Regions from separate parts of the Homo sapiens genome. Here region 2 is linked to region 1. A link is a loop called in an ENCODE intact Hi-C map of the cell type or tissue named here. Cell type or tissue: B cell. All regions are shown on one strand. Region 1 overlaps ZNF594-DT (ZNF594 divergent transcript). Region 2 overlaps RABEP1 (rabaptin, RAB GTPase binding effector protein 1).

What was found. A loop is a pair of places that touch in the nucleus more often than their neighbours do. Peaks named below come from ENCODE experiments on the same cell type or tissue, not always from the same donor. Only the 100,000 strongest peaks of a DNase experiment are listed, where the experiment ranks them.
Region 2: it touches region 1 in a loop (9-fold over the local background); 9 of 110 quality-filtered maps call a loop at or near these places.

The regions. Positions count from the first base shown.
Region 1 is chr17:5,195,749-5,198,248 of GRCh38, forward strand. All of the region lies in intron 1 of ZNF594-DT (ZNF594 divergent transcript), which reads left to right. Among named protein-coding and RNA genes, the nearest start is that of ZNF594-DT, 5.0 kb to the left of the region's middle. In B cell, CTCF peaks have their summits at 1,405 (motif pointing right) and 1,605; a DNase peak (open chromatin) is centred at 1,393; H3K4me3 peaks cover 94 bases; H3K27ac peaks cover 821 bases.
Region 2 is chr17:5,306,390-5,308,889 of GRCh38, forward strand. It overlaps RABEP1 (rabaptin, RAB GTPase binding effector protein 1), which reads left to right. Exons shown (of 18, transcript NM_004703.6): 2 at 2,305-2,433. Among named protein-coding and RNA genes, the nearest start is that of RABEP1, 25 kb to the left of the region's middle. In B cell, a CTCF peak has its summit at 1,170 (motif pointing left); a DNase peak (open chromatin) is centred at 1,152; H3K27ac peaks cover 355 bases.

The sequences.
Region 1 (2,500 bases):
TGCCTGCCTCAACCTCCCAAAGTGCTGGGATTACAGGCATGAGCCACTGAGCCTGGCCCTCTTTACTGTCTTATGCGGTCACTCAACACAATACTTCTGACACCAGATGGGTGGGGGCTTTCTCCACATACTGAGCAATTCTCTAGCAGACACCAGATAGCTGTCCTCTAATTCAATTCAATCTGACACTATCTACCTGGAGATAGTGTTAGATCCCGCAGTCCCACAAGACTACTGCCCACTTCAGATGCCAATTGTAAACTCTTGGCTGTGACCTGTATTTCTGACAAACTGGCTCTAAAGTGAGGTTCCCACAAATCCCTCCTAGGGTTTGCCAGGACAGCTCACAGAACTCAGGGAAACACCTTACTTATATTTACCCATTTATGATAAAGGATATTACAAAGGATATAGGTTAATAACCAGATGGAAGAGATGCATAGGGCAAGGTATGCAGAAAGGTGTGTGGCACTTCCATGCCCTCTCTGAGTGCCATCCTCCAGGAACCATCCACCATCCTCCATGTGATCAGCTATCTGGAAGCTCCTAGAACTCTATCCTTTGGGGTTTTTATGAAGGCTTCATTACATAGGCATGATTGATTAAATCATTGGCCATTGGTGATGAACTCAACCTTCAGCCCCTCTCCCTCCCCTCCCTTGGAGATCCTGCCTTGATCTTTTTGGCAACTAGCCCCCGTCCTGAAGTTATCTAGGGGCTCCCAGCCATCAGCCATCTCAGCAGCATACAAAAGACAGTTTTTGTCTGTTTGTTTTTGTAGTTTTGAGATGGAGTCTCACTCTTGTTGCCCAGGCTAGAGTACAATGGCACGATCTCGGCTCACCGCAACCTCCGCCTCCCGGGTTCAAGCGAGTCTCCTGCCTCAGCCTTCTAGAGTAGCTGGAATTACAGGCATGCGCCAGCACACCCGACTAATTTTGTATTTTAAGTAGAGGCAGGGTATCTCCTTGTTGGTCAGGCTGGTCTCGAACTCCCAACCTCAGGTGATCCTCCTGCCTCAGCCTCCCAAAGTGCTGGGATTACAGGCATAAGCCACTGTGCCTGGCCATTTGTTTGTTTTTGCTTTGAGATGGAGTCTTGCTCTGTTGCCCAGGCTGGAGTGCAGTGGCACAATCTCGGCTCACTGCAACCTCTGCTTCCTGGATTCAAGCGATTCGCCTGCTTCAGCCTCCAGAGTAGCTGCAACTACAGGCGCGCGCCAACATGCCCAACTAATTTTTGTATTTTTAGTAGAGACGAGGTTTCGCCATGTTGGCCAGGCTGGTCTCAAACTCCTGACCTCAGGTGATCCACCCAGGTCGGCCTCCTCAAGTGCCGTAATTACAGGCCTGAGCCACCGCGCCAGGGCCCCATGTGTGAACTTCTTAATACACCACTAGGTGGCAGTGATTTGCAGCCCGTGGTTGTATTAAACAGACTTTTTTTTTTTTTTTTTTTTTTTTTTGAGACGAAGTCTTGCTCTTGTTGCCCAGGTTGGATGGAGTGCAATGGCCTGATCTTGGATCACCACAACCTCTGCCTACCAGCTTCAAGCAATTCTCCTGCCTCAGCATCCCACATTGCTGGGATTACAGGCATGTGCCATGATGCCCGGCTAATTTTTGTATTTTTAGTAGAGACGGGGTTTCTCCATGTTGGTCAGGCTGGTCTCGAACTCCCAACCTCAGGTGATCCACCCACCTCGGCCTCCCAAAGTGCTGAGATTACAGGCGTGAGCCACCACGCCCTGCCTAAAGAGACATCTTAAATACGCCTTTATTTTTAGACAATAGAAAAATAAGCTTCCCATTATGCAAGAGTCCTATGGCCTTTGTGCTTTCCTACCCTGTGAACTAAGAGTCTAAATCTGTGAAAAGATGTCCATGAGGTAGAGTTGAATTAAAATAGCAGGTTGCAGAACAATATTTGTACCTCCTCACTTTCTTCTTTTCTGCCTCTCTCCCTTCCTTCTCTACTTCCACAAAAGTTGACTGAGCACCTATTGTGTGCTAATATATGCTAAGTTACTGGAAATGCAATGGTGAGCAAAGCAACACCAGTGTAGTCCCTGTGGATCTTATAGTCCCTCATTGATGGACAGATAGGTTGGTTCCACCTTCTCATTATAACAAATAATACTACAAAGAACGTTTTATACATACACTTGAGTTTCTCTAGGGCAGTGGTTCTCAAAGAGTGGTCTGGGCCATGAGACCAAAACAATTTTCATAATAATATTAAGATGTTATTTGGCCTTTTTCATGCTCACTCTTCTCACGAATGTTCAATGGACCTTTCCATGAGGCTACATGACATACGACATTGCAACAAATTGATGGCAGAAGCAGATAGGAGAATTCAGATGTTTTCTATTAAGCCAGATATGAGATTTGAAAAAAAAAATGTAACATACACAGTGACACTTTTCTCACTAATTTTTTTGTTTGGGAAAATATAGTTATTTTATTATTTTTTGGAGAGAGGGTCTCACTCTGTTGCC
Region 2 (2,500 bases), 110 kb after region 1:
GGCCGAGGTGGGTGGATCACCTGAGGTCAGGAGGTCAAGACCAGCCTGGGCAACATGGTGAAACCCTGTCTCTACTAAAAATACAAATATTAGCTGGGCGTGGTGGCATGTGCCTGTACTCCCAGCTACTCGGGAGGCTGAGGCAGAAGAATTGCTTGAGTCCGGGAGGCGGAGGTTGCAATGAGCCAAGATTGCACCACTGCACTCCAGCCTGGGTGACAGAGTGAGACTCTGTCTGAAAAAAAAAAAAGATACATGATAATAGAGGAGGGTATAAGCTGGAAGTCTAAGCATGGAACTGAGTCAGAATCATGAGGTTGGAAGTGACTTCTGGTCTTTTCTGGCTATATACAAGGTCATTTGATTGCTACTTTTTTTTGTTACTCATTAAATAAATACCACCAATTTAATAATGACAGCTAACAGCTAACATTTATCAAGTTATAGTAAAATGTTGTATATCTCATGTAATTTATTGAATCCTCTAGTGAAAGTTGAAAGTAAAAAAGAGAATGGTTGTATGAGTACCATAATAAAGTGGAAAAATTGTAAGTGAAACCATCAGTTTGAACCATCTGTGTTGGTTTTAGTTCATTGTCAAAGGAATACATATCTGCATAGAAGAGAACTTTGAGAAGCTTATGGAAGGCCAGGTGCGGTGGCTTATGCCTGTAATCCCAGCACTTTGGGAGGCCGAGGTGGGTGGATCATTTGAGGTCAAGAGTTAGAGACCAGCCTGACCAACATGTGAAACCCCGTCTCTACTAAAAATACAAAAATTAGCCAGGCGTGGTGGCACATGCCTGTAGTCCCAGCTAACTGGGAGGCTGAGGCAGGAGAATTGCTTGAACCTGGGAGGCAGAATTTGCGGTGAGCCGAGATCGCCCCACTGCACTGTAGCCTGGGCAACAGAGGGAGACTCCGTCTCAAAAGCATATGGAAGAAATTAATGAGCCATAATTCTGTTACTCATAGATAAATCATTGGTACATTTTTTCCAGTCTTTTTTTCTATACATTTTAAAATCAGCTCTCAATTAAATTGAGTGATTGGGAGAGGGGATAGCCTTCAAAGATAATCTCAGATCTTGATTAAAATTCTAGGCAAATCATCATTATCTGGAGTGACTTGCAGTAGGAAACTTGGCCCTCTGCTGGCCTAAGTAGTTAGTGGTTGATTAGTACTAACCGATATCCCCTAAAGGGATTATGGTCATAGCTTTAAGGCTGGGATGCTGTTGGGGCAAAAGGGGAGATCAGGGGTTTGCACAGCTGGACCTCCTATCTTATGCTTCAATCAAAGGAACCCCTGGGTTTGGTCAGGGAAGGCAATCATTTAACCAGCTGTGTCCAAATTATAGAGTCCATAAAGTAAAAAGTCTGCTAATCTCCGCACACCATGATCAATGTTGAAAACATGGAAGAAAACCAGATTATCTCCCAGTAATTGAGAGTTTATATAGAATGTGCAGTTCTGTATCCTCTCTATGAATGGGTTTTTGATTATGATCTCAGTATAATGGTAATGGATCATTTTGAAGTTGGAAGAATAGTTCAGTCTGGTATGGCTACACTAGTTAGGGAACCTATTAGATTTTGCTTGTGACACTTGAGAGAAATGGGAAATAGCAAGATTGGCAGTAGGTTCATTTGTGGGATAAGTAGTTCAAATAATCCAATATTTAACAGTTCTAAAATTAAATTGCTATTCAGTTGCACAAAGGCACTTTAGAAGCTCTTTTTTTTGTGGGGAAGTTGGCCTTATGTGATTCTCTGTATATTTGTGGTTTCACTTTACATGACTCATTTACAGTTGTGTATTAAGTCTAATACAAGGATCTTTTTTTTTTTTTTTGAGACAGAGTCTCACTCTGTCACCCAGGCTAGAGTGCAGTGGTGCGATCTCGGCCCACTGCAACCTCCGCCTCCCGGGTTCAAGCGATTCTCCTGCCTCAGCCTCCTGAGTAGCTGGGATTACAGGCACCTGCCACTACACCTGGCTAATTTTTGTATTTTTAATAGAGATGGGATTTCTCCATGTCGGCCAGGCTGGTCTCGAACTCCTGACCTCGGGTGATCCGCCCGCCTCGGCCTCCCAAAGTGCTGGGATTACAGGCGTGAGCCACCATGCCTGGTCTGTCTTACTTTTTTTAAACATTAGAATATCCTAGCATATGGTGGATTTTTGGAAGAAGCTTGACTACTTGTTTCACGTATAGCAATGTACAGCTAGAATACTAATTTACTGTTTTATAAATTTATGAATAAAAGTTATTACTTGTTAACTAGTGTTTTTTTCCCCCAGTTTCTCTTCAGCAACGGGTAGCAGAATTGGAAAAAATTAATGCAGAATTTTTACGTGCACAACAGCAGCTTGAACAAGAATTTAATCAAAAGAGAGCAAAATTTAAGGAGTTATATTTGGCTAAAGAGGGTAAGTTCATAAGTCTCGCACCAACTTCAATGCGAAAACTGCCTTAAAGTGTTGAGTTTCTTGGTAG